2 separate regions of the Mus musculus genome follow, and region 1 is linked to region 2. The links are chromatin loops, found by intact Hi-C in ENCODE. Cell type or tissue: heart. All regions are shown on one strand. Each heading gives the region's core, and the rest is flanking DNA. Links, peaks and the distances in the headings are about the cores only. Region 1 overlaps Arhgap32 (Rho GTPase activating protein 32). Region 2 holds the start of Arhgap32 (Rho GTPase activating protein 32).

Region 1 (16,672 bases), core at 4,174-12,173, 71 kb before region 2:
GACAGTCGTTATCCCACAGGCACCAGGTAGACCTCCAAGGACAGCTTTGATCTAATATCAGAGGTTTTTTTCCAATTTCAAACCCCTGCTACCTGGTTGAACTCAACTACTTTGGCTCAAACTCCTCTCCTGGCTGGCTGATTCAACCTGGCTTCTCTCTTGACCTCTGACTTTCTTGCTCTACTTGGCCTCAAACTAACTCTGGTAATCTGTTCTGTTCAATTCTTCAGAGTCCTCATTCTCTGGCTCATTCTGTCTTCACCCATGCTAGCTTGTTCTCTCTTCAACCTATCTCCCAGGAAAACTGCATTCTTCCTTCTTCCTTCTCTCCCTCTGCTCTGCTCCCTCTTAGGTTGCCTCTCTTTCCTCTCTCTTCTTCTGAGTTGGGCAGATCCTATTCTGTCAAATCTTCCTGATTCATCACTTTTTCTACCACTCAATTAGACATCACTTTCAAACACAGGAACTTCCTTCTACAAACTACCTTTACCTTCATTGTTTGAGATTAAAGAAGTGTTCGAAGGGTTGAGAAGGAGGAGGAGGAGGAAGAGGAGGAGGAAGAAGAGGATGAGGAGGAAAAGAAGGACTATCACCACCTCCTCCTCCTCTCCCTCCTCCTCTTCCTCCTAAGGATTGGCAAGATGGCTCAGTGGGTAAAGGTGCTTACTCCCAAGGCTAACACCCTGAGTTCAATCCTCAGGTCTCAACACAGCGGGAAACTGACTCCTATTAACTCTGTGTGTGTGTGTGTGTGTGTGTGTTGTGTGTCTGTCTGTCTGTCTGTCTGTCTGTCTCTGTCTCTCTATCTGTCTCTCCCTCCCCCCAAAATGCACACAGTATATGCAATAAAAATTTTAGATCATTAATTAACTGAGAAATTTCCACTGACCTCACCAACTTGTATGTAAGCAAATCCTAGATATCACTTAATCTTAATAAGTCAAAATGTCTTTTTAAAACACCTGTATGTGTGTGTACGTACATATGTACAGAGGTGAGATTAACCTTGGAGGTCATTCTTCAGGTGTGAACCACTTTGCTTTTGGAAGTGGGTTCTTGCTGGCCTGGAGCTTGCTCAGTAGGCTAGCCTGAAATGCTAGTGAGCCCTAGGGATCGACCCCGCCTGTTCCTGCCTCCAGAGCTGAGATTACGAGCTCATGCAAACACTAGGCTGCTTTTTTTTAAGTGGGTACTAAAAATTAAACTTAGGTCATAATGCTTGAACTCTAAAACATTTTAAATAATATCACTGTTTTAGAGAAGTGATAATTCCTTCCCTGAAACACCAGTCAGTAAATAGCTTTACTATTTAATGTTTTAATGATCATAAACCTTTTTCTACTTTCTATCACTCACCTGTCTAAGTCAGAAACCGTCCACCCACAGTATGACAGGTCGCAGGTCTCTTCAGTCTCAAGACTCCCTGCCTCCTCCATTGCTCCATTTACTTTTGTTCACCCTTTTTAGGGAGACAGAGCATGATGATAATTAAACATCCGGGCTTCATGTGTTGCCCAAAATTATAAATTCCTAAAGGCTCCAAAGGTTACTTTAGCTTAGTATTTTCTGGCTATCTACCAGTCTTCTAAAACAAATATTAAATGAACAAGAACCACATGTGTGCACAATACACACATACACACAAACACACTTCTCATATGTATACATGCATAGTGTCCACTAATAACCTGTTCTCACAATGCTTTACCAGGTATAAATGGGCAGTTCTTCAAGACCTGTGATAATAAAAAAAGTTTCGAATGCCAAGTGGTTTATAACCTAAATGGGTTCTTTTATCTTCTCCCCCACCTACAACATCTGCTCTCCCACAGTCAACTAAAGACAATCACAATCCATGTTTGGTACCACTGTCTGTTTAGTTCCCAAGAACAACACAGAATGGATGCAAACTATAGAACATCCTTGCAGTGGAGAATAGAAACTTAGAATCTTTCTAAGGCTAGAAAAACAGTTAACATACTAGGATGAACTGACCTGCTACGTGAAAATAGTTGAAAATCAGGAACCACCCATTCTAGTGTGCTAAATTTCGAGATTACATGACTGTTAGGAATCAAGAGACCAAAGACAGTTTACTTCAGCATGCAGTCTGAATTATATAAAAATACATGGACTCATGGTGTCAGAAATTTAAGGCAATAAAACAGAAATATCACGACCTTCAAGTCCATCCTGTGCAGGCCCATCAGGCCCAGTCTGACCAAGGAGGATTACATTTTTCCCTGCTCCACTCTCCAGCAGAAAACTGGTACTGTAGTATATTACCTTCTATCAGCAGGTCAAGTCCAGAGAAGTTAATACTGCAATAGATCCTGCAAGCAATCACAAACTAACACGGACTTCTTCAAAGAACAATCGGAAAGGAGGACTCCCCAGTGTGCTGGTCTTCCTGCTCACACAGCCTACCATGACTACTATCTATGCTGTTGCTTCCAAATTTAAATTCTCAGTATTAGTGTGATTTTAAAAATATTAGCTTAAAATTCACACAGGAGCACTCACATTTCAAACCAAATGACAGATGACAAAAAGAAATGAAGCTCAGAGAAGGATGGCAAATTTGCATCTAAAACATGAAATTTAGAAAACCAAAGTTTCAAAAGAACAGAAATTATTCAAAATTGAATCCATTACCCCTCTTAATAGCAAAGAACATAATAATAAAACAGGTGTAACAACAAATCTCTAGAAATGATACACTACAAGAACACATAGTCACAGCACGGTTACCTAAGGTGGACAAGTTATAACTGTTGCCTGAAAATCCCACTGTATTAGAAGAGAAAGGTTTAGCCTTAATAGAGCCAAAGCTGGCACACTCTCCTTAGTAACCGATTCAAAGCTACTCCCCGAGATGGCTTGTCACTAACAACTTAAAAGCAAGTTGTTTTGAGAGTATCAAGCCTATTGAGCATTCAAACCTTCAGGTAAAAATTATTTTAATTTGAACTTAATTTTGTTAAAATCAGTAGCATTTAGGTAGTTAGAATCTAGGGAAGAACGCTGCTGGGTGGTGATGTAAGAGTACGTTTGTGTGTGTGTGTGTGTGTGTGTGTGTGTGTGTGTGTGTGTGTGAGGGAGAGAGAGGGAGAGGAAAGGAGGGAAGGCCGGCTTTGTGTGTGTGTGTGTGTGTGTGTGTGTGTGTGTGTGTGTGTGTGTGTGAGGGAGAGAGAGGGAGAGGAAAGGAGGGAAGGCTGGCACAGGGAAATGGAGAATCTAGGTACCTAGGAGAAACCTTTTTCTATGTTTGCATTGTTTGCATAAGGACTAAGTTCTTAGGTTTGAAGTAGCTTAGGGGCTACAAACAAAAAATGGCTAAGATAAAAAATTCAGGTGACAGCAGATGCTGGCGAGGATGTGGAGAAAGAGGAACACTCCTTCATTGTTGGTGGGATTGCAAGCTTGTACAACCACTCTGGAAATCAGTCTGGCAGTTCCTCAGAAAATTGAACATAGTACTACTGGAGGATCCCGCAATACCTCTTCTGGGCATATATCCAGAAGATGTCCCAACCGGTAAGAAGGACACATGCTCCACTATGTTCATAGCAGCCTTATTTATAATAGCCAGAAGCTGGAAAGAACCCAGATGCCCCTCAACAGAGGAATGGATACAAAAAATGTGGTACATTTACACAATGGAGTACTACTCAGCTATTAAAAACAATGAATTTATGAAATTCCTAGGCAAATGATTGGACCTGGAGGGCATCATCCTGAGTGAGGTAACCCAATCACAAAAGAACTCAAATGATATGTACTCACTGATAAGTGGATATTAGCCCAGAAACTTAGTATACCTGAGATATAAGAGACAATTCGTAATACACATGAAACTGAAGAAGAACGAAGACTAAAGTGTGGACACTTTGCCCCTTCTTAGAATTGAGAACAAAACACCCATGGAAGGTGTTACAGAGACAAAGTTTGGAGCTGAGACAAAAGGATGGACCATCTAGAGACTGCCATATCCAGGGATCCATCCCATAATTAGCCTCCAAACGATGACACCATTGCATACACTAGCAAGCATTTGCTGAAAGGACCCAGATATAGCTGTCTCTTGTGAGACTAGTCCGGGGCCTAACAAACACAGAAGTGGATGCTCACAGTCAGCTATTGGATGGATTACAGGGCCCCCAATGGAGAAGCTAGAGTACCCAAGGAGCTAAAGGGGTCTGCAACCCTATAGGTGGAACAACAATATGAACTAACCAGTACCCCCGGGAGCTTGTGTCTCTAGCTGCATATGTATCAGAAGATGGTCTAGTCGGCCATCACTGGAAAGAGAGGCCCATTGGACTTGCAAACTTTATATGCCCCAGTACAGGGGAACGCCAGGGCCAAAAAGGGGGAGTGGGTGGGTAGGGGAGTCGGGGGAAGGGTATGGGGGACTTATAGGATAGCATTGGAAATGTAATTGAGGAAAATACGTAATAAAAAATATATTAAAAAATTATCTGCTAGTCAAGACCAGAAGACTGGGGGGGGGGGGGAGTGAAGAGATGGCTCAGAGGTTGGAGGACTGGATCCAATTCCTACCGCCCAAGGGCAGCACACAGCCATCTGTGACTCTAATTCGAGAGGATGACACCCTCTGGCCTCTGAGGGCACCAACCACACATGTGGTTCACAGACACTATATATTCACGCAAAAGACCCACACACAAAAAAGTAAGTTTAAAATAAATAAATAAATACAATAAATAAATAAATACAATAAATAAATAAATACAATCACAGGTTTTTCAAAACTGAAACGCTGGTTTTATTATTCCAGAAACCACAAAAGGAAGCTCTGAAACGTGCTGAAATGGATAATTCCAGTGCTCTGGAGGCTGCAACTAGAGGATCAGAGTCTGAGGCCAGCCTGGGACATGAAAGACCCGGGGGTTGGGGGGGATGAGAGAACTATTCTCTTAAAAAGTGGCAAAGATGAGGACATGTGGTGTGTGGTAAGACACGTGGTGTGTGTTCAAGCATGAGTATCTGAGTTCAGATCCCTGGAAACCACGTAAAGCCCAGGCACAGTGGTCCAGGCACAGCGGTGTGCATCTCCCCCACCCTGAGGAGGCAGACAGAAGAGTCTCTGAGTCTCAGCAGCTAAATTTATGATACTATCTACATTCACGAAAGGTGAATGTCTCCTGTCTCAACAACTAAGGTAAACATGATTGAGGAAGATGCTGAACATCAACCTCTGGCCTCCACATCATGTCACATGCACAACTGCACAGAAACACACATGCACACACTCATGCACACAGTATTATGCCACATCACTCATACATACACAAAAACAATTTCAGTGATAGCAAAGGCAAATTAAGATTTTTTTCTTCCCTAAGGACAACTTTTAAAATCATAAAACTGAGGATCACATTCACTATAAAACTATATTTTATTAAACAGTAATTTTAGAAAACCCTACCACATATAACACTACAAAATCACATTTGAGACAAACAAACCGTTTGCCAGAATGTCTGGAAATATCAGTAAAGATATCAATATTCCTCTACAAAGCATTCTTGAGATGAAACCTAGGTGCCAGGGCATTCAACATCATTGAAATTAAACATGAGGCCATGTAGGGAGTAGTTCTCCTGCCTCACTGACATCTGGTAGGCGCCATCTGAGGGCACAGTGGCACACCTGTGGTGCCAGCTCCTGGAGGGATGAGGCTGGAGGCTCACTTGAACCCATAAGTTCAAGGGGGCTTCCATGTCAAATCTGAAAACAAGGAGAAAAGAAAGGCAGGCAAGCACTTGCCTAATGGACTGTCTCAGGCAGGTGTCTGAGACATTAAGAACCAGGTGAGTACATTTTTCCTTCTGAACAAAATAAAAACAATCAGAGAAACCCAAAGGCCTTTAACAACGATAAGCACATACTGGAATTGCATAGATTCAGATATGTGCATAAAGAGTCTAAAAGAGTCTAAAGTCAGCTAAACAAACCAAAAAACAAACTCAAATCCATGCATTTATCTTTTCTGTCTTACAGTTCTGTGGTCAGTCTTCATATTTCATTTTCATTCATATTCTCCAAAGGTCTAATGACATAATAAGGGAAAAGATACAGTCCCTGTACTCCACATCCCTGTACTAAACTGATGGTCGTCCAGGGTCACATAATCCCCAGGGTAGGCAGTCACCTCTTAGGTCACCTAGGAAGAAACACTTTAAATGTCTCTTTCACTGAGAAAATTTCAAGTTACTTTTTCATTCCCAACTATCCTGTCATGCTTTCAAAAGTACTGCTCTAAATACTCTTCATGGTAGCTTCGAATCTACAGGCGGAGGGGGGCAGAGGAGGTTCATCTATCCACGGACATGCAGGGAGAGCTGATTTTATACTCCAGGGACTATTCACTTCCCTGGTAAGCCACCCCCATATTCCTTACGAGCCAAGCCTGATGTCGTCCACGGTGATGCTTTGCTATCACATAAATCGGTCCCATCGTTTATGTAAGATTATGAAAGAGATGCACATGAAAAATGTTTCCTATGATATGAAATTTTAATTCAACTGCACAAAGAGCACTTTCAGAATTTTAGTCTAATATTTATATTTCAGTAATGTATGATTTATTTACTTCATTTGGGCTTGGTTAGTTTTTTTTTAAAGGGACTACTTTTTCCTTTTACTGAAAATAGCTTTTTTCTCTCAGATAACAAATCCTGGTAATGGGTTCCCCACCCTCTACTCCTTCCCACCTCCCTCTCATTCAGAAACACCCCTTTTTAATCTCTCAGAAAACTAGCTTCTAAGAGACAGTAACAAAATAAAATAAAAATTAAAACATCGGAATTGAACAAAATAAACAGAAGGAAGAGAGCCCAGGAAAAGGCACGAGAGACACGCTTAGGAATTCCATAAAAACATTAAACTGGAACAGTCACTGGCTGGCAACTCCCACAATTTCTGTGCTATCTGTAAATACTACAACTTGAGACCCGTGCCATGAGAGGAAGCTCGCCCCTGACAATCCATGGAGGGCCAGGATCCAGAGGCTGGACAGCCCAGAGACCACAGATGGAAAAGTATTCTAGTCTGCTATACACATAGATTGGTACCTAACCCAATGTCATCAGAGAGGTTTCACCCAGCAACTGATGGGAACGGATGAAGAGACCCACAGCTGAACATTGGGCAGAACTCAGGGAATCCTGTGGAACAGAGAAGGATTACAGGAGCCAGAGGGTCAAAGACACCTCAAGAAAACCCATAGAAAGCCCACAGGGCTCCCAGGGCTCACAGAGTCTGAACAGTTAACCAGGGAGCCTGCATGGGACTGACCTAAGCCCCCTGCACCTGTTACAGTTGTGTAGCTAAGTCTGCTTGTGAAACTTCTAACAGTGGGAGCAAGAGATGTCTCGACTCTTCGGCCTACTTTTGAGGCCCTTTCCTTCTATGAGGTTGCCTCTTCTAGCCTCAATACAAGGGGAGGTAACTAGTCTTACTACAACTTGATAGGCCATGGTTGGTTGCTATCCACAGGAGGCCTGTCATTTTCTGAAGAGAAATGGAGGGGAAGTGCAGGGAGAGGGGGTGCAAGAGGGGAAGTGAGGGGGAAGGACTAGGAAGAGTGGAGAGAGAGAAAACTACAATGTGGAAAGAAAGAAAATGTATTTAAATAAATAAAATTAAACTGGAAGCCATAATATACACAAAGGACCTGTAGGCTAAAAAGAAGATATATATTCAAAATAAAAATAAGATAATTTTAAAAAAAGCCTAGACATGGACATTATAAGGAACTCCCAGCCAGACAGTGGTGGTGCATGCCTTTAATCCCAGCACTTGAGAGGCAGGGGCAGACAGATCTCTTAGTTCGAGGTCAGACTAATCCACACAGTGAGTTTCAAGACAGCCAGAACTACACAGATAAATCCTATTTCAAAAAACCAAACAACCAATACACTTTAAAAAAAAAAAAAAGATAAGGGAGAGACCTTAGATGAAATGCCCGACAGTAGGGAGAGGGAACTTATAGAGCCCACCTCCAGCAGGAAGTCAGGGCATCCATCCCACAGTCACAACTCTGACCCATAACCTGTTCCTTGTATGAAAACATTACAGGGATGTAAAGGGAAAGGAGCCTGAAGAAAAGAAGGCCCAAAGTGGGATCCAGGTCAAGGAGAGGTCCCAAGGCCTGACACTATTACTGAGGATATGGGGTGCTCACAAAAGAGGACCTAGCAATGACCACACTCCAGAAGACCCAAAAGCAGCTGAAAGAATCAGATGCAGATATTTGCACCCAACCAATGGACAGAAGCTGCTGACCCCTGTGGTTGAATTAGGGGAAAGCTAGAAGAAACTGAGGAGGGTGACCCTGTAAGAGAACCAACAGTCTCAATTAACCTGGACCCTCTAGATCTCTCAAACACTGGACCACCAACCAGGCAGCATACACCAGCTGATATGAGTCCCCCAACACATATACAGCAGAGGACTGCTGGGTCTGGGTTCAGTCAGAGAAGATGCACCTAACCCTCAAGAGCTGGAGGCCCAGGGAGCTTAGAGGTCTGGTAGGGTGGGAGTGGGGACATCCTCATGGAGACAGGGAGGCAGGGAGGGTGTATGGGATGTGGAACTGTCGGAGGGTGGGTGGGGGAGGGGAAAATAAAATATGGTGTGTAAAAAAATAAAGACCAATGATGCCATTGAGTTCACTTTGTGTTGTCCATCTCCTGGGAAATATGCTGCCTACCCTTAAGAGTCTCCCCAGTTAGACTCCCTCAGAGAAAAGTACATTTTCATTTGCAAGTGCTTATCAATTGCAGATATCTTCTAGGTTAGAGGTGGAATATGTGTCCACTTCTCCTTTTAGCTCAAGGACTCCATCTGGTACAAACCCATGCAAGCCCTATATATGCTGCTGCAGTCTCTGTGAGTTTATGTGTGCATTGATCCTGTTGATTTAGAGAAAGAGAGAGAGAGAGAGAGAGAGAGAGAGAGAGAGAGAGAGAGAGAGAGAGAGAGAGAGAAACACTCCATCCCCTCTGGCTCTTAGACTCTTTCCACCTCCTCTTGCACAGGGTTCCCTGAGTCCTGAAGGGAGGGATTTGACATAGACATCCATTTAGGGCTGAGTGTTCCAAGGTCTCTCACTCTCTGTAATGTCTGGCTATGGATCTCTGTATGTGTTCCCCTCTGCTGCAGAGGAAGTTTCTCTGGTGATGGCTGAGCAAAAGACTGATCTAAGAGTATAGCAGAACATCATTAGGAGTCATTTTATTGCTACTATATATATTTTTTAACCTTCATAACACTAGTATTTGGTTTTCCCTTAGGTCCTTGGGCTACCTAGTGTCAGGTTCTGAGTCACCCAAGTAGTGTCTAGTATAGGTTCCATCTCATGAAGTGAGCCTTAAGTCAAATCAGACACTGGTTGGTTACTTCTACAAGCATTGTGCATTGCCCTAGTGTATCTTCCAAGCAGGACACCACTGTAGATCAATGGGTTTGTGCCTGGCTTGGTGTTTCTGTTTGTTTCTCCTTTGGTAGGGAGGTATACCATTCTCAGCATGGCCTACAGTCATGAGGGTGCTGGGGTGCGTCCTGAACTGCTGTCTATTCACTTTTATCTACTAACTGCATGTGCACATGCTGTCACGTACAAAACAGACAAGATAGGTTGTAAAGGGTATCCTCTGTGCCAAGTAAGACACCCCCTTGATATATTTCTGAATTAACTGAAGAGGCTATGATTTGCTCCTGACTTTCATTTAACAGCATGCTGAGAGCCTTGGGGACATTTCTTGATTATGCAGTTTCTTACTGACATCATTGCCATTTCAAGTAAAGTGAAAAATATAGATCCTATAATTATATTTTATTTGAAGTACAGTTTAATGAAACATAAAATTTGAGGAATAAAATTTGATACTTTTTGTGGATAACTATATGAAAGCCAGGTCAAAATATAAACTGAAATCAAATTTAATTTTATAACACAAATAAGACTTGTTTCTTTATATGTAAATTGAATGTTGTTTCCCAATTAGAATGTTACTGCTTTCTGGATTACAGAAATATATACACACATATATTACATGTTAAACCATGAAGGACCAGATGGCATTATATTTCAATAAAGCTGCTTAACTCACTCCAATTGTGATCTAGAATGTTCCATTTTTATTACAAACTAGGGTTGTGGCAGCATTCACCAGCCAAGGTAGACTCATGAAAGCATTTAACTAGGAAAAGTTAGTGGAGAAGTGTAAATTAGAGCTGAGTTGAGCCCCACCAGTGATAAAGGCACAACTGACATTGATATAGCTTAAATTACAACAATTTGTCCCCCAAAGACCCAAGAATGTGTTTTTTAAAAAGTGAAAAGAAAAATTCCTCCTTTCCCATAACTAGAGCTTTGTGGTGAGAAGGAAGCTTCCTGATGCACACTACAAGCGCCAAGATTCTTGCTCTCAGTCTCGCACTGATAGGGTTTGCTTTCCCACTAGGTGACTAGCTGAAAGCTCCAGTCAGCATTTATTTTGTTCTCTACGTGCAAAGTCCCTTAGCACTGGGTGAGCAGCCCTTTCGTCCTTGAACTAAACAGTCCTGAGACAGACCGAGACGTGAAACGGCTATACAGTTCTGGTCCTGAGGAGTGATTTTCCTTTCACTTTACAAAACCAGTCTTCGAAAACATATTTTTGAGACTATCATACAGCTGTGCAGTGAATGTGGTCATAGCTACCCCTATTCCCCTCTCCAAGTCCCCTCATGTTCTCTCCAACACATCCATATTAATTACCATAAGATGTCAAATTCGATGTGGGGAAGGTCGGAACTCTCCTGAATCTCTGAACTTTTAGGTAAATCTAAAACTATTTTGAATCTAATGGTGAGTAATACTGGGTTTGGTATAAAAGGGTATCTCCCTTCTATAAGTACTTTCTAGAACTTCTGTCTTCTATAACTATGTACACAGAAGCTCTCTCTGGAACTTATATATCATGAACTATACCTAAGAAGTGCTTTCTGACATGACTTCTCATGTTTCTTAAAAATATATACTAAAAAAAAAAAGATGAGCCAGGCAGTGGTGGCGCACGCCGTTTATCCCAGCACTTGGGAGGCAGAGTCAGGCAGATTTCTGAGCTCGAGGCCAGCCTGGTCTACAGAGTGAGTTCCAGGACAGCCAGGGCTACACAGAGAAACCCTGTCTCAAAAAAAATGGCAAATCCAAAAGTCTCTTCCATTTCTGATATCTGACAACTTTGAACTAATATATAATTGCAAACCCAGTACTGGGAACAGAAAGGCAGGAGGAGCAGCACAAGTTCGAGGCCAGCCTGATCCACAGAGTGAGAACCTGACTATAACAAACCCTGTAAGAGGTGGAACACATGGCTATGCAGTTAGAGCACACAGTGCTCTTGCAGAGGTTCCAAATTTGGTTTTGAGCATCCACATTGGACAGCTCACACTGTCTGTGTAATTCCATCTCTAGGGTATTTTAACAGTCACTACGGGCACCATATGTACACAGCCCTATATACATACACATAATTCAAAATAGTTTTAATATCTTTAATTATAAGTTAAAAAAACCCAAACCCAAGCTAAGGGGTGTGCACTCGTGTGTGTGTGTGTGTGTGTGTGTGTGTGTGTGTGTGTGTGTGTAACTTTACAAAGGAGCTTAAGTAATTAGATTCGAGAAGGTCAAATATGAACCTTACTTATTACTCTGGGTTCTCGGGCAGAAACTAACTTAAGCTTCAATTTCCTCACTGAAAAACTGGATTACCAGCACCAACCTGAGAAGAACAATTTAAGAACTAAGTGTGACAATATGGTCAACAGATTTGACATTGTAGTCACAACACAGTAAGTGTTAAATAAATTGTTTTTCAAAACCAGCTGTCTACTTTAAAAATGTTTATGTAATATTCATATGTGCATATAATATTGTGTGACAGACAGACTTTTCCTAGGGAAATGTAACATACAGGTCTACTTACCCCAGAAAGGGCGTCTATGACAGACCAAAGTGTGGGTAGGCCAAAGTCAACTCCACTGAAAATTAGACTAGAAACCACTCATGTTATAATCTGACAAAGAATTTGCTTACATTTTATCATATTCTGAGACTCTGAATGACTTTAAAGGCAACTCGCTAATCAAATCTAGTGGTGGAAATTTCAAGGTTGCACAGGATTCAGGCTGTGACATAGATCTTACAGGCTTTTTTGGAACAAATTCTCAGAAGTAATTAGAAAGAAAAACAGCGCAGCAGAAGTACCTGCAGTTTGGTCAGATAAGCCTGTGTGAACTGGACTGAAGCAGCCACTGTTTATTAAGAGATAACACGGAAAACAGCAACAAACAGGGCTGGAAGGGTGGCTCAGCAGTTAAGAAGCAGTTACGAGGGGGCTGGTGAGATGGCTCAGCGGGTAAGAGCACTGACTGCTCTTCCAAAGGTCCTGAGTTCAAATCCCAGCAACCACATGGTGGCTCACAACCATCCGTAATGAGATCTGACAGCCCTCTTCGGGTGTGTCTAAAGACAGTTACAGTGTACTTACATATGATAAATAAATAAATCTAAAAAAGAAAAAAAAAAAAAAAAAAGAAGCAGTTACGAGGACTGGGCTGCTCTTGCAGAGGACCAGAGTTCACTTCCAGCACCCACATGGGAGCTCATCACCACCCTTAACTGGGTTCCAAAGCATCCAATGCTCTTTCCTGGCCTCTGCAGGCACCGCATGCTAGCAGTGAACAAACATTCATGCAGGAAAAAGACCCAAACTCATTTGTAAAAATAAATTAAAAACAAACAAACAAACAAAAACCCTGTTAACTTTTCATCCTCTTAAGAGCAGCAGCATAGACACTCTAGGACAACAGAAGAGATGCCTTGGGAAAAGCTAGGAACGTCCAAAGCCCATTTGTAGTCTTGAGGGTGTAGGTTTGAATAATAAATAATAATAATAATAATAATAATGAGTGTCTCAAGACACCCTGCTGGCACAGGACCACAAACAGTGTTGTCTCCCCAATATTGTTTTCATGGTGCTCAGCCACTTGGGTACCCAAAGCCTGCAATAACTATGGTCCCAGGGTAGCTCAGCTACCACAGGAACTAACAGCCGACTTTAGAATTGCCCGTGTGATACAGGTTTTGCAGCCATACATAACACAACAGTCACAAAGGTTATGGACGCTTCCACCCAGGCTTTTTATGGGAAGCTTGGAAAGCCAGACAATGTATGACAGGGTCAAGGGCCCTACCCACAGCCTGGGAGGCAATGCAAGGTAAGCACTACAAGCTGACTTTCACATCTGCATGTCTAATGGCTGGTGGGAAAGCTGGTGCAGACATCCGTAGTGAGAAGAAATCAGAACGAAGCAAAAAAAGTAAGTCTCCTCCAGGCTCCGTGCCACAGCCAACCCTGCAGAAACTTCTAACTTAGCATCGCTATTAAGACAGAAGGGAAGCCAGAAAGAGAGACCCCACATCAGCTAGCTGTTCAGGGTCATGAAGAAGGGATACATTTCCTCACTCACAAGTACACACAGGCTGAGTTAGAGCAGGGACACTACACTCTCATTAGGTTTCTAATTCAGATTTCTCTCTCAAGAACTTGATAGCTGAAATTTTAACTTTTTCTTCTCCTCTTCTAGCTGGAGCATTAGTTTTAAAAAGAAAAAGCTTCATTTTGGAAGCTATACTTTTCCTCATGAGAAACAGATACGAGCTTCAGCTATATGGGTACAGGAAGATACACAAAATTTAATTTTTCATACTTTGCCCATGATGTTCCCACAGGATTTTACTGAGCCTATCTCCTCCAAGAGTCCTTGTTCTGAGTGAGGTAAGGATATGGCATTTTTAGGTTCTATGTGCAGAACCCCTCCTCTCACCCGTGGTAAACAGAAGGTTAAGCCTATGTTCTGGCTTCCCTGTGATCTGCTCTGCCATGCCCACGTCACACCAGCAGCACAGCAGAGTTTAGACACGCACCGTGAGAACCACATTCTCAAACCAGCTCTCAGGCTGCCTGGAAATACTTTTCTGGCCTAGAAATAATTATTTTTCCAGCAACATTCAAAGTTTTTCTAATGTTGTAATCACTTTAATAGCATTAGCATTTTAATTATGAAAGTAAGCAATAAGGCTCCTAGCCTCAAGCTTTAACAAATCAGACCACAGCTCTACTTTTGACCACATAATAATTAATATTGAGATCCCTGCAGTAAAAAATAGATATAAGCAGAGCTTATGTACAACTAAAAACACCCTAAAATCTGAAGATTAACATTTGTATTAATCATTAACATATACAATGTTCAACCTCATTTTGCATAATTTAGCCTTTTAGGCTTCAACAGAAGACTACCTCGATAACTCTTTGCTAAGGAAAAACCTAAATCCTGGCGACCCTGTGTTCAGTCACATCAATTCACCCTCGAGCTCATGAGCAAACAAGGACAAGGAATTAGTTACCAGGAAAAGGAAGGTCCCACAGATACAGGACTTGCATAAACTGCTTAAGAAAACTAGACCTGACAGGCCTGGCCATGGAACAATGAGTATGCTCTTCCTGTATTTGGAACAGGCTCTGGAACTCTATTAACTTTTAAAACCGGAGTATCGTATCCTTGACTGAGACACTTCGGCTCAATCCCTCTACAGTGTTCGCTCACCACTTGCTGTGTCCAGGAGAACACAGAGCAGTCAAAGCAAACCAGATAACACTGGGACTGAGTTTTAAGGCAAGAGAAAGGAAGTGTCTGCGTGTGGCGTGGGAGCAAGGAAAAACATAATTGAGAGGAAAACATAGGAATAAGCTTTGTGAGCAAAGGAGAAGGTAGGAAACTCAGTCTACAAACAGTGCAACAAGAACAACACGTCATTTTCACTTCTGGACAAAACAAAAGCCTCACTTTTGGGTTTACCACTAAAACTGGCACGGCTTTCTGCAGGAAAGTGCAAATATGACTCCTAATACCTGTTAAGGTCAGAGAAACCAGCCTCATGAGCCAGTGAGGAGCATAAAGTATGCGCTAAGGGCAGGAGGCTGAGCCTGAGGGTGTCCTTTGCAAAGGCAGCGCAGGACAACAGAGGAAGGCATTGAGTCAAAGTACCAATTAGCAAGATGTAAAGGTACTCTCTGGCCCCAAGAGAGCCTACTACAGATACCAAATAAAAACTGAATTCTAGGAGAACTATAATTACACCCACCTCCAATCTTTCCAACTCAACCACTTTGCTTTCAATAGAAATGGCAAAAATAATCTATTTCTCCAACAGCTCCTCTTTTAAAATAATCAATAACTTAGATTTTTAAAAAAACTGGTAACTAGGAAACAGGGGAGACCTCTAAATATTACCTTGCCTTAGTCAGACTTTTCTCAACAGGAACCTGCCACCTTCCAGAATGAAGTCTGGCTCAATGCGATACTTACCCAGTACCCAAGGATCACTAAAATCACAAGGTCCTTGGCTAACTCTAGACCTAGACTTTAGGGCTCGGAAATCTGCATGACAAACAACTTCCTGATGACTGATTCCTTTACAAGTTAAAGTTTAAGTCTGGCTCTGTGGAGAATTTGCAAAGGTAACTATCTTACAAATAAAACTGAGATGCCTACAGGGGGAGCGGTTCTCAAGGTGGAAGGACACAGTAGATTTACTCAAGGTAGTTTTTAAACTCTGAGACTCACAACTAAACTGGGTTCTCCAAGGGCAAGCAGAGGACAACTACATGCCCTAAGTGCGTGGCTACCTTGAGGCCATGAGGGCAAGACCAGGCACTCTGAAGATTAGATGCATCCTAATTATCAGAGAGAGAAGGCATACAAGGAATAAAAATAAAAGCAGTATGATTTAGAAACTGCATAATTTCTTCAACAACATGATATAAAGAAAATTAAAATTTTGCATTGTCCCCCACAAACACACACACCAAGCAGTGAGCTGTGTAAAAACCACAAATTCTTATTTCAGAGATTGAATTTTCTGATATAATCATCACATAAACTTTTAATAAGTATAACATGACTTTCAATGTCAACAATAAATTCCAAACTTGAGCAAGAAAAATTCAGAAGTGAGCATGGCAATGTGTGTCTCTAATTACAGGACTCAGGAGGCCATACTGAGCTACAATGAGATGCTATTTCAAAAGAGGGAGGCAGTCAGTCAGTGAATGAGAACTCTACATGAAGAAGGTAAGCTGAAAACACGTTTGAATTTTGTTCCCTCTTAAAATCCTATTAAAACTAAAAGGCTTTGAAACTGTTGCTTCTGTGTTGGTGTGCACGGTGCTGCACTCATCCTGCAGTGACCCTGGGAGGATGGAGTAGGAGGAGCATACAGACACATGTCTCGGCCTAAAGTAGATGCCAACTGTGACTATTCAGAGGAATCCACATTCTGGACTCACTCTTTCTGCTTCTTCCAGACGAGCTTCATACTCCCGGGGCACTGATGTCTCCAGTTCCTCTCCTTAACCCCACAGCATCACTGGCCTCTTTATGCAGAGCTCAGTGCTAGAAGAATCGTCCTGATGGGCAATGCAGAATCAAGGACGTCTGGAATATACTGACGATGATAACTCTTTCTACAGTTTGCTGAGTGGCAACAGGCAAGGAAGGAATACTGTGTGAAGCATACATTGAACCTCCA
Region 2 (16,672 bases), core at 3,989-11,988:
TCCATCCTATGGGCTGGACTGAGCAGTTCTCACATAGGTACTGACAGACTGTTAGAGAGCTGCTACTTCTCAGCCCAGGAGAAGGTAACCAAAGTTCACAATTACACACAGTCCACAGATACACAGCTCCTGATGCACATGTTCAATAAGGCAGGCCACAAAACAGCCTCATCCCACCGTCTTCTAGTTTTGCTTTAAACACTCCTAACTAACACAGCTCCCTAGGACAGAGACTCCAAGGCTCCTTCTTTCTTACCTATTTTTCCACTGCAGTCGCATCACACAAGATCTGCAGATGTACTTGACGGTGGCTACTGATAAGGGAGATTTGGTTTCCCTCGTTCTCGGGTGAAGACCACAACTGGCCGTGAAGGACCACAGATACAACAAGATGATGGGGGGGGGAGGGAGATTGGGGAGGGGGAGAAGAGGAGCAGGAGGAGAAGCAAAGAATTTTGGGTCAAAAAAAGACCTCGGAGACCTCCAATGTGACCTCTCATTTTGTATGTGAGGACAGTGAATCAGAGACAAAGCAGAGACTCCAGGACACGAACTGCTCTCAGCAGAGTCAAACACCTCGGTTCTCAAGGTTGCGGGCTCAAAACTGCTCTCCCTGTAACAGTCGCTGCTCTGGGGAAGGGAGGAGCAGGCTTAATACTCTGGATGATTACTGCATTTATATAACAGGTTCTTTAAAACCACGGGACATGTCCATCAGAAGAGTCCTTTGACTGTTTGCAATGAAAAGAGGCGCAGGGTGCAGTCAGATGACCTGCCCCGGATAAAGGCTGGGCTGCAAAAAGTAAAGATCTGACTGTTGCAGACAATGAATGGAATACTTCAGAGTTTCTCCCAGCCTGGGCTTGCAGACGGCCTGGGTCTACTCTAACCTTTTCTCATGGTGGTGACATACCTTTGCTTTCAGTGTGCACCACCTCTAAAGAGCCAAGATTAATGGGATACAACATTTAAGCAAAGCTAACAGGCTGGAGAGAGGTCCTAGCTGTTAAGGGTTCACATTGCTCAAGAGAATCCAAGTTAACAGATCCCAGGACCCCCACCAGGCGGATTATAACTACCTATATCTCCAGCTACAGGGGAAGTGATGCCCTCTTCTGACCTCTGGGGCATCCACAAATGTGGCACACACATACCTCTAAATAAAAATGAAAAATCTTTAAGAAAGGAAGAAAAGCTAGCCAAAAACTGGCTGTAAGACAAAAAATTGACTTATTTCTAAAAATACAATTTTTCTAGTTCATGCCTTCTGTGTGAGAAATTAAACCAAACACCATATTTCTCACTTTAGCTTGCCTATCACCGTAGGATTACAGTGAGTACCTTTAAATACCAAGGAAGAGCGCCCTTGCCCAGTAACTGTAATTATTTTATCAGAGCCTACTACTTGAGTCCCTTAGGGAATATTTCTGTTCAACCTTCGCCTGCCAGGTTAAGAAATCTCTGGTTTTGCTGGGTTTTTACCTGAAGAGAGAAAGTCACCTCATATTAGGCCTTTCCACTTTTAAGTGCTACAACTGTTACCTACCAGTTTTGCAGATGCAGAGTATTGCCCCACTATGGAAAACCACTCCACCGCCAACCCACTGTTCTCCCGAGGGCAGTGTGGGAACTTTTCACCTCCTCTACCTCCCCTGGTTCATCTCACTTCAATTAAGGATCACACAAGGCCAGGCAACCACATAATTTGCAGGACTGCAAAAGCCACAGTGACCCCAATTCTATTTTGTTTAATTCTGTCAGAACAACAGTCTTTTTCTGTTTGCTCATCCTTCCATGGGGATTAACCCTAAATAAATCAGTATTTGGGATGCACATCCTATTTCTAAACTGTAAAATTAGCCAAATACTTAAGAAAACAGTTTAATATCGAAGTCTCTAAACAATAAGATAGTAATAATAATAACTTTTATTATTTTAACGCCAAAGAGATGTTACAAAAATGTTACTGCGAATCCTAAGAAGTAGATTACAGAGTCCACACAGGGACAGTTATCTTCCCTGGCCTAATTAAAACAGGTCTTTCTCACACATCTTTCCTTTAAAAAAAAAATGCCAGTACTAAAATAGAAGTGGTGTTTAAAGTTCACCTAGCAAGCCTGCGCAGATCGCTAGGAAATAACCAAGAAGCAGGACCTCTGAAAAGCAGACACATTTTCCCCTTTTCTCTTAATTATCTGATATATATTTATATTTAATAAATATGTATTCGAATATATAGGACATATTTTAAATTATTCATTGTTAGCTCCTAACTAAACTAACAGTTTCAGTATAAGAGGAAACTCTATAAAATTCCATGTAGCATTAATACTCAAGGAGAAAAAACTCTAAAATCTGTGCTCAAAACTATTACAGCATTTGACACTAGAATTTACAGCTATCCTGTTCACTTACTGAGTGTTTACTGTTTTCTCAACATTATCAAGATTTGACAGGCATCATTCATTTAATCCCCAGGACAACTTCCTAAAGCAGACAGACAGATAGTGACTATACCATTTCCTAGTTACAATGGAGGCACCCAAATCACCAAGATATGCCAGAATGCAGGACCAAATGTTATAAATATCACAATGAACATTTAAACACAGGTATATCTAGCTCTAAAATAAAATTTAGTGCTGATCCACAAGTCAGAACTTAGGCTGTGACAGAAAACAACACCTGAGCTAATTACAGCAAAAAAAAAAAAAAAAAAAAAAAAAAAAAAAGTCCTAAATCAGGGGCTGACAAACTTTCTCTGCAAAGTGATTAGATGATAAGGACTTTAGGGTTTGCTAGACTCACTGCCTCCAGAAACAATCAGCTCTACTGATGGATGCCAAGTCGGCCATCAACAGCACATAAATAAATGTGACGGTATCTCAGTAAAGCTTTTTCTTAGAGTACTGAGAATCAATCCCAGGGTCTTAGCAAGCTAAGTCAGGGTGCTATAATTGAACCACTGAGTCAAACCCCTAGCTCCCAACAATTTTTTAAATTTTCTACAACAGAGTCACTCCTTGGTCAGCAAGTCCCCTTCTCTTAGCTCTTGAGTCATTCAGGTCTGTAGCCAGCATTGTACCAATCCCAACCTAAATTATGCAGAGGGCAAGAGAGATGACTTGGTCAATAAAGAACTTTCCATGCAAGCGCGAGAAGGACTCAAGTTCAGATCTCCAGAATATACATTAAAAAATCCCTGGGACTCACTGACTGTCAGTCTAGTCAATAGTAAGCTCCAGGACAATTAGAGACCCTCTCTCAAGAAAAATGATGGACAGCTCCTATGAAATGATACCTAAGGCTGACCTCTGCCCACCATACACACAGACACACCTACACAAACATATACATCTATAAATGCATACAAACACAAACTTTGTTTCTTAGAGTGCTAGGGATCAAACCCTGGGCCTTCAACTGCTAGGCAAACACACTATCTTACATATGTAATATCCTTATGGCTTACATACTCTTACTTGTAAAATTCTTGAATATTCCCTGTCTCAAAAAAAAAAATTCTTGAATACTTTGAATACTCTAAAGAAACCCAAAGTCAAGCCAGGCGTGGTGGCGCACACCTTTAATCCCAGCACTCGGGGGCAGAGGCAGGCAGATTTCTGAGTTCGAGGCCAGCCTGATCTACAAAGTGAGCTCCAGGACAGCCAGGGCTACACAGAGAAACCCTGTCTCAAAAAACAAAACAAAACAAAACAAAACAAACAAAAACAAAGTCTCAACTCACTTAACTTTTCTGAGAATAACAAAAAATTCTTAAAAGTCCAAAGATAGTTTTTGCATAAGACTCTCCTCAAAAATATGTATCAGAAGAGCTTAGACCTAGAAGAAATCTAACACTTCCTGTTCTTTATCTATATTGTGTAAATCACTTTTAAAATATTTTTCAAAAGCTAGGGATGGAACTCAAAGATAGAGTGTTTATTTGCCTAGCATGCATTGGATCCCCCGGGTTCAACTCCTTGTACAACAAGAAAAGTCAGATTAATAAAACACTGTGGCAGGCCTCCTTAGCAGGTGAGGAAGAATGGTATTCAACACTGTGTGTATTAACAGTGCTCTCTTCCTCATGACAGCTTTCACAAAGCATTGCCACATGCTTTCTGTCACCTGACCCTTCACAACTGTATAAAGGCAGTACACGCTTTCCCACACATAGTTCATATTCTTAAAAACAAAAATTCTGAAATGACAATTGTGCCCCAGGAAAGTAGGATGCTATTGTGTTGGTCAGTTTTGTTTTGCCAAATTGACATAAAATCACCTGGCAAGAAGGAGTGCCTCTATCGGCTACCCCACGGGCATGTCTGTGAGGCCATTTTCCTAAGTAATGTCTTACAAACAATGCCACCACCAGGCATGTAGTCCTGGTTTGGTTATAAGAAGAAGGACAAGCCACGGGGAACAAGGCAGCAAGCAGCATTCCTCCCACTATCTTCTTCAGTCCCTGCTACCCTGTTCCTGCGATGGCTTCCCTCAGTTTTGGACTATAAGCTGGAAGAAGCCCTTTCCTCTCCAAGTTTATTTTGAGTCATGTTTTATCACAGCAACAGAAAAGTAACTAGAACAGAACTATAGCCATGGCCTATCTTCAAGTCCACTTGCCTCTTGACTGCTTCCATGGATACCAGATTACATGTTCATTGGTTAAACCCTTAAAATTCTCATGGATGCTAGTCTTAGCCTTTAAAGATGCTATGTTTAGTCATTTTCTTTTGCTACTGTCTTATGAAGAAAAACATCTGCTAGTCCCTGACATTTATTAAATTCATCTATAAGAAACAGTGAGTCTATATATACTATGCAGATAATATGCCCAGTCAGTTTAGAAAGAGAATATTCTGATGGAAAACCCATCTGATGGAGATGGAGCTCAGATGGTACAGTGCTGGCCTAGCATGCACAAAGCACCATATAAATGGGGTCTAGTGATCTAAACATTAATCAGAAAGTGGAATCAGAATTTGATGGTTGTCCACTGCTACAGATCAACGTTGAGGCCAAGCTAGAATCTCCAAGACCTTGCCCTAAGAAATGAAGGAAAAAGTCACCCAAAGAGGAAAAGGCAACAATAAAAACATCTTCAATATAAAAGCAAAAGAAACAACGAATTAGAAAGAAGTGGAAACGAATTCGTTGCCATTAACGTCTCAGCCCAACTGTGGCTAAGCTTCTGGTGACTGAAAAATAATGTGGGGTTGGGAAAGGGAAATAAAAGGAACATAACTACTACTGGAACTCAACCCGACATCAAAGGCTCTAATGACAGCTGAGCCTGCCTTGCTGGTTCTTAGCCTCTCCCTCGGAAACAAAACTGTTATATAACTGACCACGGTTCTCCAACTAACACTTCCTCTCTGTCCCACATACGTTGTTGCCCCCACCCCCACCCCGTGTCACCCTGCCCCCATCTCCATGGGCAGGATCATAAGCAATCTAGGCTGCCACCATAGCTCCAGCTGGACAAGCCTCTGTCCAAAGTGCTGCTTTATTCCAGAGACTGCCACACAGAGCACGATAAGAACGGATTAACTGGCTTAAGCACAGTTCCAACCTCACTTCTGGTCCTGAGGAGCAGCTCCACCATAGCTATCTTTAGGATGAATCAGATTCCAGACATCCCTGCTAATGGGAATCACATCACATCAGCATCCCTCATCTTTACAAACAACCCGATGAACAAGAACATTCAGCAAGAGGGTTGAACTCTTGAGGCTGTGCTGTGGCAACTGCTGCTCCTGATGCCTTCCCACTCAAGGCCAAGGAACAAATGTAGACGTCAGTTCATTCAATAATGAAAAAAATGCATTCACCAACCACAAGCATCATTACTCAAAAATATTCCCACAAACCCAGTCACTGAATCAAACTAAGCAGTTTGTGGACTTCAAGGGCCAGTTACGACAAGCACCGTTTGCCTTTTCTTCTTCCAATAGAAACACACAAATAATGGCAGTGTTTACATAAGCAACCAATGTATCAGAAAAGTTCTGCCCATTCAGATGCACTTAAAAGGTCTCAATCTGCGCCAAATAAAACTCTGAAAGAATGGAAAATAAAAGAGATGCTGACAACAGTGCCACGGCCCAGCTATCCATGTAGCATCATGCAGTGCCTCGAGCAGTTTACAGCTTGACTGTAGTTCTGCATACGATCAAGATTATAATTATCCCAATTCTATTTCCTAAAGGATAACTAGGAGACCATCCCAAGCATCCCGAGATGGGCCTCCTCCTCCCACCACTTTCTCTAAGTCTCAACTGCAGGTAAGGATCTAAAGGATCCAGACTAAAGCTAAGAAATCAGGTCTGATTTTCTCCCTCCAGTGTCCTCTACGCCAGGCACGAAACCTTTAACATAAATATTTACTCTAGTCAACAAAATGGGTAACGCAGTACGCGGGAGGTGACGAGGGAAGCCAGGGGGAAGAGAGAGGCACTAAGTCATCACTAATGTCCAACTGAAACAGCAACTTCAACCAATTAGAATAAGAGGAGAAACTCCACTGGAGTCCCAGGGAGCGGAGACCGCTGGCTCCGCTGCCCCTACCCGCGCCGGGGTTCCTCCGGGAGCAGCCGGGTCCCCGTGGAGGGGCGCAGTTGCCGGACTCGGCCTCGGGCGGGAAGCGTCGCAGCAGGCCCGGAGGCCGTCGGAACGCCCAGTTCGCCGAGGGATGCTAGCGAGAGGTGGCGGGCACGCAGTTCTGTCGCCCCGGGAGGCGGGAGAGACCCGAGATGCCCCCAAGAGCATCCTATCGCAACGTGCACGCCCAGAAGCACCGGTGCCGGCCAAGCTAGGAGGCCCCGCAGCCCTGCCCGCCGCGCGGCCCACGTCAGCGGCGCCCCCGGCCAGCCCGCCCGCCCGCCCGCGCCTTACCGAGCCCCGCGGCCCCGCCGCGCCGCCGCGGCGTCGCTTCGCGCCGCTCTCCGCTCCGTGTCTGCCCTCCGCGGGCTGGGCCCGCCGTCCTCGTCCGCCGCCGCCGCGCCTAGCGCCGGGCCGCCCAGGGCCGCCGCGGGGGCTCGGCCGGGCGCCCCCCGCGCCAGCGCCTCATCCCGCCTCGCCGCCCCGTCAGGCGCGGGGGCGCCGGCTGCGGGCCGCGGCCTTGGGTCTGCACCTCAGGCAAGCGGCGCGCTCCCCTTCCGCGGCCGTCACGACCCCCGGGCCGCCGCCGCCGCCGCCGCGCGCTGCAGAGCCCCCTCGCCCGCACGCCTCGGGTCGCCCCCGCCCCGCTGGTCCGCGCCCGCTTGGCCTCCGCCTCCAGCGCTCCGCCTCCTCTGCACCCGCGACGCCCGCAGCGGGAGAAGAGGCGCGCCACCGCGGCCGCGGGCACGAGCACGCGCGAGGAGGGCGCAAGGAGCGCGCGCACGGCCGCCTCGCGCGCATCGAGGCCTCGCCTGCTGTTGTCCCGGGAAAGCATGTGCACGGCGGGGGGCGCGGCTGGGGGCCACTTGGAGAGGAAGAGGGGAGCCGAGTGGCCGCCCTGGGGCTTGCACTTTGGCTGTCCTCCCCTCGGCCTCTGTGTCCTGGTGGGGGGGCAAAGATTCCAGAGCCGCCGCAGGAAAAGGCATCGTCCGAGACTACGGCAGTGGCTTCTCTCCTCCCACTGCTGACCCTACAATCCTGTCCCTGCACCCGGGAGGGAAGGGGTCGTTGCCGCTAGGCAGGAGATCCTCCGCCCGTGCTCTCTGCTTGCTTGGAGGCTAGAATGAACTCGCACCGCTTATATTTTGGAATTGAGGGGCAGGGTGCCTGAGAGTTCCCTCAGTTAGCTTCTTCATCCAGAGTTCTGGACCAGCAAATTCAAAGTGGTGTAGCTGAGGAGAAGGGCAAGAAAGGGTGAAAGAGTAGGGAACTTGAAGGTGCGTGGTAAGAGACGGATACAGAGGGACTCCCTAGGAATCCCCTGACTGGATGCCATTGCCCTTGATTCTTCCATGGTTCTTTTGTTCCGCCTCCGAAGGCTGAACAGCACTTCCACCTGCAACGACCATCAGAATGACAAAATGCAGGAGAGATAGCTGGATAGTCTGATTTTCCTCTACCGCAGCTTCCATCATCCCCCTCTCCCCCTTTTAATCTATATACCTTTTAGTCCTTCTGACTCGTTCCATATCGAAATGTTGGGGGCAAGGGGAGCAGTTAACCTACGTAACTTGCTTTTATGTTTAAGCCTATTAATGCCAAATACTGCATCATCTAATGTCACTGCAGTGATTGGGTCCACTCAGCATTTAGTCATTTCAGTGGGAGTCATTGAATGTAAAACATGGCCTTGACCGCAATTAGCTGAATTTCAAGGGCACACACAAACCAGGATTTTACCACATCCTGGGGAGAAATTAGAGAGTGTACAGTAATGAACATGTATGGTAATTCCATTTTCCTGACAGTGTCAGTAGAACCAACGTTACTTTAGGGTAAATAGCCTACATGTTTTCTAGCATAGAACCAGGAAAGCTGTGGAATGTGAATGGCAGAGACACAGACTAGGATGGGAAACATCAAGAAGCCATGTTTGGTAGATGAACCTCAGCCCTCTACTGGAAGAAGGATCTTAGGGGTCTTCTTGAAGAGAAGGTAAACAAGGAACTCTGAAAACCTGAAATTGAATTTTCTTTCTTTTTACCAAATCCAAACTTCCCCTTTGGGTCCCAGTGAGCAATGTCTACCCGAGGCACAAGAATGAATCCAGTAACTTGTGTTGGTCTGGGGAATGGTGAGCATGAAATGTGACTCTCCTGTGATACCCGAGGCAGTCAAGAGAGGAAGAAGAACTGGGTCACCACAGGAGGCCAGTTTTGCCCAAGGGCATGGTATATTGACTACTCTCAGCTCATATCCTCCGGAGTCCATCTGCATTCCAGTCAGAAAGCCTTCATGTCCTAAAGTCTTACATAAAACCCTGAAATACTGACTGTTTGATGATTAGATGAATCCAGGGTTAGGCTTCGGTGATAGATAAAGGAGATAGGTAGGGTTTAGGAGATAGATAGATAGATAGATAGATAGATAGATAGATAGATAGATATGTATATATAGTGTTTTAAATCCTCTTAAGTCTTTTGGGAACTATATTTTTATTTGTATTTTATCTAGTTTGAAGAAAGAATGGATTCCGGGGTTTCTGAGAGGTACAGGCAAGTCCAGGGATTCTGATCCTCCTTTGTCTGTTGCGAGCCTTGCTCCCTCCCGCTGGAAAGAATCCTCCGAATGACCTCTGTGTCAGTGCTTATCAGTGCTAAGCCTGCGTATTAACCCAAGGCTTGACCACTGGGCAGTTCTGTTCACATCTGACCTTGGTATTCTATATACTTCCAGTAATCAAGTACCTCGGTCTTCCTGATATCCTCAGCGACTAAATTTATAAATCACAAAAATTGCAACATTCCCTAAAAATAAGAATTAAAAAAGAAAAAGAAAAAGTCTATCCAACTATAAAACAAAGCTAAGTGATAGGATTTGCTTTCTATGTGTGACTTGCTTCGGTATTTACAAGGAAAGAGGAATGCACACCCCACCCCAAGCTGTTGGATGCCTCAGGCTGGCCTCCTCGCTCAGCCTTGGCACTGTCATCTTCCAGGAGGTGGCATCTGGGCTCCCTCCCTGCATCTCAGATCTGTTGCATTGCAGTCCTCTCAGGGCTGAGAAGCAGAGTCACAGTGCAGACAAGAAAAGCCAGCCAAAGAGCAGCCTCACAGATGACTGTAACACTTGCCTAACCTTGAGTTGTAGAGAAGGAGAGAAAGGAGCTTATTTAAATCCCAAAACTGAATACTCAACAGCTGGCTTGAGACAAGCAAGTTGTTAAGAGTGGGCCAAGCTTAATAGAGAATTTTCCCAAGCTGACAAATGACATTGCTTTGTGTATTTATTTTTCTGACCAAGAGACCAGCTCCATATTACATTCCCATTCTAAAAGGGGGAGAGCAACAAAGGAAGTTTGGTTGTTGTTGTTGTTGTTGTTGAACACTTGTTATCTTCTGAGCGTGGTGACCCACGCCTTTATAATCACAGCCCTTGGAAGGCAGAGGCCAACAGATCTCTGAGTTTGAAGTCAATCTGGTCTATAGATGGAGTTCCAGGACAGCCAGAGATACACAAAGAACACCCATCTTGAAAAACAAGCAAACAAACAAAAAGATTTGCTAACTGAAGCATTTCTCCTAGCCATTGGGAGACATTTTAAGGACTTACGGTGTCCTCTTCATTGGGGTTTGACAAATCTGGGTGCACTTGAAATGATAAGCTTTTCATCTTCTCACCCATCACTTTTCTCCCACAAAGCGGTTTTTCTTTCTTTTTTAAAACCATGACACCAGCTGCACCTGTCTGCATGTTTGCTTTTGAATCATTCAAGTCCTTTGTCATCCCTCTGTCCTCTAGTAGTCTGAATGTTGACTTCAGAGCTCTGACCTTGGGCTTTTCCTATTCTTTATCTACACTCCCATCCTGGGCAGTCTCCAGCTTCAGGCTTTAAATAGAATTCCATGCATTGACTCTGACCTCTCCCAGAGCTCCAGACTTATATATGCAGCTGACTCCCAGACATCTATGCTTGGATAGTTCAAAATTGATGTATCTGAAACAGAACATTTTTTAAAGACAGGGTCTCTCTGTGTAACTCAAATGCAAACTCATTATGTAACTCAGGCTAGCCTGGAACTCGCTATCCTTCTGCTCCTTGAGTCCTGGGTTTACAGGTATGTGCCACCATGATGTTCAGCTTCTCTCTCTCTCTCTCTCTCTCTCTCTCTCTCTCTCTCTCTCTCTTTCTTTCTCTCCCTCTCTCTGTCTCTGTCTCTCTCTCTGTATGTGTGTGTATCTCTCTGTCTCGTGTGTGTGTGTGTGTGTGTGTGTGTGTGTGTCTGTGTGTGTGTGTGTGTGTGTGTGTGTGTGAAGGCCCAGGGATCAAACCCAAGATCTTACATATCTTACACATACTGCTAGACAAACATTTACTATTACCCAGCTACATTTCCGGTCCTAAAAGAAAATTATAATCTACATAATCCCTTCCTGCTTAGCCATCCACATCCAGGAAGAGTCTTGAGATCGCTCTACCCAGTGAGCTTTCACTCTTTCTTCCCAAGGGCTAGTCTCAATACAGCCAACAGAGTATGCGGTTGTTTGTTTGCTTGTTTGTTTGTTTCCAGACAAGGTTTCTTTGTGTAAGCTTGGTTGTCCTGGTACTAGCTCTGTAGACCAGGCTAGCCACAAACTCACAGAGATTCCCCTGCCGGACTTAAAGGCATGCACCACCACCACCATCAGGCTGAGAATGTCTTTCAAATGGTTAACTTTCCTTGCTTGGAGCCTTCCAGGGCTCCCTGCTTCTAACCACACTACTGGTGAAACCGGAAGCTCTTCCTCCAGCCTTTCCAATCCCTAAGCCCCGCCCACCTATCCATTCTTTACCTTTGTCATTCTCTTGGCACCGACCTCACCTCTGCCTCCCACTATTCCTCAAGGCAGCCTCGTTTTCCTGGCTTTTAAAGTTTCTGTCTCCTCTGGCCTCCCGTCCTTCCTTTCACAAAGCACTCATCACTGTGCCGCTGTTGTGTGAAACCGATACTTTTTTTTTAAATCTCTTTCATTAAAATGTAAGGAGTTCAAGGGCAGCGGCTTTGTTTCTGTACCACTGTGTCCATATTGATAAATGGTACTAACAGGAAACAAGGGAAAAAACTAACTCGCTTATCTATTGTTACTTGTTACTATGTAGGATTGCGAACGGGAACAACTTCAGATTACAAAATTAAATATTTTGCAAAGCAAAGCAAGTATCTGGAGAGTCTTAAAAAATAGTTTAGCAAAGGGAGTGGGGTGTCTTCCTCTGTTTCTTTCCACCTTATTTTTTGAGACAGGGTCTCCTGCTCAACTTGAACCTTACTGTATGGCTAGACTGAACAGACAGCAAACTCCTGGGACCAGCCTGTCTCCAACACTAAGTTTATAGACACATGACGTCATACTTGGCTTTTGTTGGTTTTGTTTCATGTATATGTGTGTATGGTGTATGTGTATGTGTGCTCATGTGTGCACGTATGTGGAGGCTCAAGGTTAATGCTAGGAACCTCCCTCTGTCACACTTTCATGTTGTTCTATGAGGTGAAGTCTCTCAAGCAGATGAAAAGGGCATCTCTACAGGGAGTCTCTCTCACTAGCCAGCTTGCCTCCTGGATCCCCTGCCACCACTCTCAGGAGGACCTGCCATTTAAATGGGTCCTGGGAGTCTGAAGTCTAGTCCTTTGGCTTGTATTGCCAGCACTCTCACTGCTGAGCCGTCTCCCCAGCCCATGCCTAGCTTTTTAACATGGGTGCTGGGGATCTGAAATAAGGTCTTCTTGCTTTTATAGTGAGCACTCTTACCACTGAGCCATCCAGAGTCCCACAATTAGATTTTATTTGTTGAAATTTAAAGACACAGAATTAATTAAAGCCAAATTATAAGCAGTGATTTCTCGTTCCAAATGAAAATGATCATGATATGGAGGAGAAATGCAGAAATTTTTCATTTTGTGTCCTATGCTACCTCATACATTTGTACAAATCACTTAGATTCTCTCGCTCGCTCCATCTGTGAAATGGGCCTGAACATTTTCTTGAGATGACCATCATAATGGTAGAAGAATTCAATAACTGTGAAAATGCTTTGGAAGAAAGAAAATTTGAGAAAAAAACATATTTTTTTAAAACAGAAAGAAAATCTGGAAACAATGACTCTTGTAGTTCTAACTGTTTTTGTCTTATCTGAAGGATAAGGAAGAGGGCTGGAGAGATGTGTCAGCAACTGAGAACACTGGCTACTTTTCAAGAGAATCTGGCCTTGATTAGCAGCACCCATATAGCTGCCTCTAACCATCTGTAACACCAGGTTCAGGAAATCCTCTGCCTCTCCTGGCCTCCTCAGGCACCAGGCAAACATGCAAGACATAGGCATACATGCAGACAAAACACCCCATACACATAAAATAAAGAAATTAAAGTAAAAAGAATAAAGAACATTGAAATAGCTGACTTTATACTCTGTTTTAGAAATCAGCATCTTTAAAGGTATCAGAAAAAAACAAAACAAAACAAAAACCAAAAAAACAATAACAACAACAACAACAACAAAACCAGCTTTCTGAGATAGCTATGTGGTCCATATAATAAAAGGTTAACTAGCCTCCTCTCTATCCCATCCTTCGCTCCCTGTGTGGCCATGTTAAGAGGCATTTTCTGTGATGTCTTTACTTGTCTCAGACTTGCGGGCTTAGGTCATCCTCTTGCCTCAGGCCTCCCTCATAGCTTGGATGACAACTGTGTACCCCCATGCCTGGCTGTTGGAACAATGGAGAGGTGAGGGCTAGTGGAAGTTTGTTAGGCTACAGGGGCCTGCCCTTTGAAGGGATTAAGTTCATTCTCCTAGAACCCTGCTCTCTCAAGAGCAGTTATGACCAAAGAGTTAATGTGATTCCTCTTTGGTCTCTGGCTTCCTTTTTCACTATGTGATCTCTCTTGGTCACATATACTCCAGCCATGGTACTATATGCCATGATGTAACACCATGGCGGTAGAGGGTCTCACCAGAGCTAACTCACACCGTTTAGGAACCCAAGCCCCCAAACTATGAGCTGTATAAACCTGATTTCTTTATAAACTATCCAGCATCAAGTATTTTCTTAGAGCAATGAAAATTGGCTCAAGAGACAGGATGAGGGGGCTGGAGAGATGGCTCAGCAGTTAAGAGCACTGTCTGCTCTTCCGGAGGTCCTGAGTTCAAATTCCAGCAACCACATGGTGGCTCACAACCATCTGTAATGAGATATGACTCCCTCTTCTGGAGTGTCTGAAGACATCTACAGTGTACTTACATATAAGAAATAAATAAATCTTTTATGCCACCTACGTGAGATCCTGTACTCTGTAGAATCAGAATAACAACACATAATTCATTTTGTAGTTAGATGCGATACAGAAAATGAAAGGAATAGCACTGAAATATGCACATTTGTATAATATGTTAATTCTGTTTCTTATCAAGCACAACCAAGTGGAGCTTTGTGCAAAGTTTAATGGACAAAGGCAACTATCACATTTTTGGGATATGAGATTTTGAGAGGCACCAAAATGCCTTGGAGGGAAGCGTAGTACAGAGCTTTTTGTTGCTTGCTTGTTTGTTTGGCTGGTTATTGTTGTTTAAGACAGGATTTCTCCATGTAGCCCTGGCTGTCCTGAAACTCACTGTGTAGACTGGCGTCAAACTGGCTCCTGAGTACTGGGATAGTACTGAGTGTGTTTGAAGCTGTGTACCCCAGCAACCAGGCTGTTTTAGAGGGCATACTTAATTGAGGTGACTTGGGAGAATCTACAACTAAATCCTTTTGGTAGCTGTGACTGTGGTGGGATGCTACTATGAGAAGATACACATGCACGAGCACGTGCACACACACACACACACACACACACACACACACACACACACACACACACTTTTTTACTGTAAACACATTGAATGCGCCATTCCTCCCTCCAAGCTCAGCTCTGCCGCATCAGCACTGGTCTTAGACACGTGGTGATGCTCCCAACCCCAAAGCCTTTTTTATTAGAGCTAAAGAACTGCAGCCAGTGTGGAGGGAAAGCATGGGAAAGTGACTTGGGAAAGTGAAAGATCAAAGAGAGGTCACTCAACCCCAGGCTGCTGCTTTCCCAGGGTGCTCCCAGCAATTCCCCTCCCACGATCTTGTCTTTTATGACTTCCAGTTTCCAGAACTGAAATGCATCAGACCGTCTAAGGCATCTGGGTTTTCCTGCTATATTCAGAATACATGTTGGCTGAGAGTTCACCTATACTTCTCAAACTGAATGCAGGAGATAGGAGGTTTCCCAGGCAACTCAAGAAGAACTGCACTAGATAATTCTATGTGGCATTTTGTTGTTGTTGTTGTTGTTTAAATCACTGTACTTGGCTTAGAAAGTTATTTTGTGTTTAACTTTAAGTACAGATGATCTTGGATATGGTGGGGGCTAGAGGTCATAATATATCAAACAAAACAATAAAACTACCCTATCAAAATATTAGTCCCCTGCTCCCTACTCAATTTTCCCTCTATGAATTTCATGATGAAGACAAACAGCATTACTCCTCTAGTGATAGAAAGGCCAGGCTCCAGCTGAGCTGGCAACACACAGACTCGGCAGCTAACTCCTTCCTTCTCAGGTCATGCTGTAATCGGAAAAAACTGTTTCTCTGTCGTCTTTGATGGATTTTTACAAATAAAAAGCAACAACTCTCTCGCTTAGGGCAACTGGATAGTTTGTAAAATAGTACAACAAAGAGATAGTGTCGAACAGGTGAGAAATTTTATGATTTAGTTGCTTCAGAATGCCTCTCGGGGTAGTATTCAGTAGAAGACCCAATGTTTATTCAAGAATGAGGCATTGTTGACTTTGAGAGAAGTTGAAGCAAAGAGAGATTCATAAAGTCTATATGGTGATCAAGAGCGACATTGGAACTAAGGAGATAGCTCAGTCGGTAAATGTCCTCAGAAGATGATGTTATATACATAGACAACACCAATGGACAAGCTAAGTGGAAGGAAGAAAGCTCACAAGGCCTCGATCCAGACAACTCCAGGCAGCTAAGGAATGCTGAGAGCAGAGTCTCCTCCAGAGAGAGCACACCAACCTCTTATCCAGAACCAAGTGGCCATCCCTAAAAACATGCATATAAGTAGCAGCCTGAGCAGGCTGTACTTATACATTTAAATATATACCTATATATACATACATAGACACACATAATTTTTTTAAAAGGCCATAATTTTGAAAGAGGCGGGGGAAGGCATACATAAGATGTAAGAAAGGAGGTGATATTATAATCTCAAAAAACATATTAAATGATGGAGTACAAATGGTCAATAAATATATGAAAGCAATGTTCAACATTTTTTAGCCATCAGGACTTAAACCAGTCAGGAAGGCAATCATCAAAAAGCCAACAAAAGAGACGGGGCTTGGTGGTGCACACCTTTAATCCCAGCACTCGGGAGGCAGAGACAGGCTGATTTCTGAATTCAAGGCCAGCCTGGTCTACAAAGTGTGTTCCAGGACAGCCAGGGCTATATGGAGAAACCTGTCTCAAAGGAAAAAAAAAAGCCAACAACAAAGGCTGGAGAGCTGGGAGGGAAGGCCTTGTCTACTTCCTTCCCGTGTGAATGTCAATTAGTGTGACCAAGTGAAAACAGCACAGAGGCTCTTCAAACAGCTAATAGTCCCCGCGCTGGGGAGCTGGAGACAGAAGGATCGTGAGTTTGTGGCAAGCCTGGGCTATCCAGCAATTTCCAGGATATCCTTAAATCAGTATTAAGACCCTATCTTAAAATGAAAGAAAAAAGACTAACACTAGAACTGCCGAGCGATCCCGCTGTTCCCCTCCTAGGAACGCTGGGGATCTATCCAACTGAATTCAGGCCAACCTACGACTGACATGCCTTGTACACCATCATCACTGCACGCTATTCACAATGGTAATTGATGTACAAATACCCAACAAATGATTGTGTGGTGAGCGTATAAGGCCAGGGAAGTGGCTCAGCAGGTAAAGGCACTTGCCACCAAGTCTAGTGGCCTGGGTTCAATCTCTAGAACTCATGGTTGAATGTGAAAA

The links. Peaks named below come from ENCODE experiments on the same cell type or tissue, not always from the same donor. Only the 100,000 strongest peaks of a DNase experiment are listed, where the experiment ranks them.
Region 1: it touches region 2 in a loop (1.9-fold over the local background); 1 of 42 quality-filtered maps calls a loop at or near these places.

What each region holds. Positions count from the first base shown.
Region 1 is chr9:32,094,622-32,111,293 of GRCm38, reverse strand. All of the region lies in intron 1 of Arhgap32 (Rho GTPase activating protein 32), which reads right to left. Among named protein-coding and RNA genes, the nearest start is that of Arhgap32, 71 kb to the right of the region's middle. In heart, for the core only: no CTCF peak of the experiment used is centred there; no DNase peak of the experiment used is centred there.
Region 2 is chr9:32,022,958-32,039,629 of GRCm38, reverse strand. It overlaps Arhgap32 (Rho GTPase activating protein 32), which reads right to left and starts at 7,327. Exons shown (of 23, transcript NM_001370958.1): 1 at 6,898-7,327. In heart, for the core only: no CTCF peak of the experiment used is centred there; DNase peaks (open chromatin) are centred at 5,499, 6,659, 7,339 and 9,689; H3K4me3 peaks cover 3,237 bases; H3K27ac peaks cover 4,949 bases.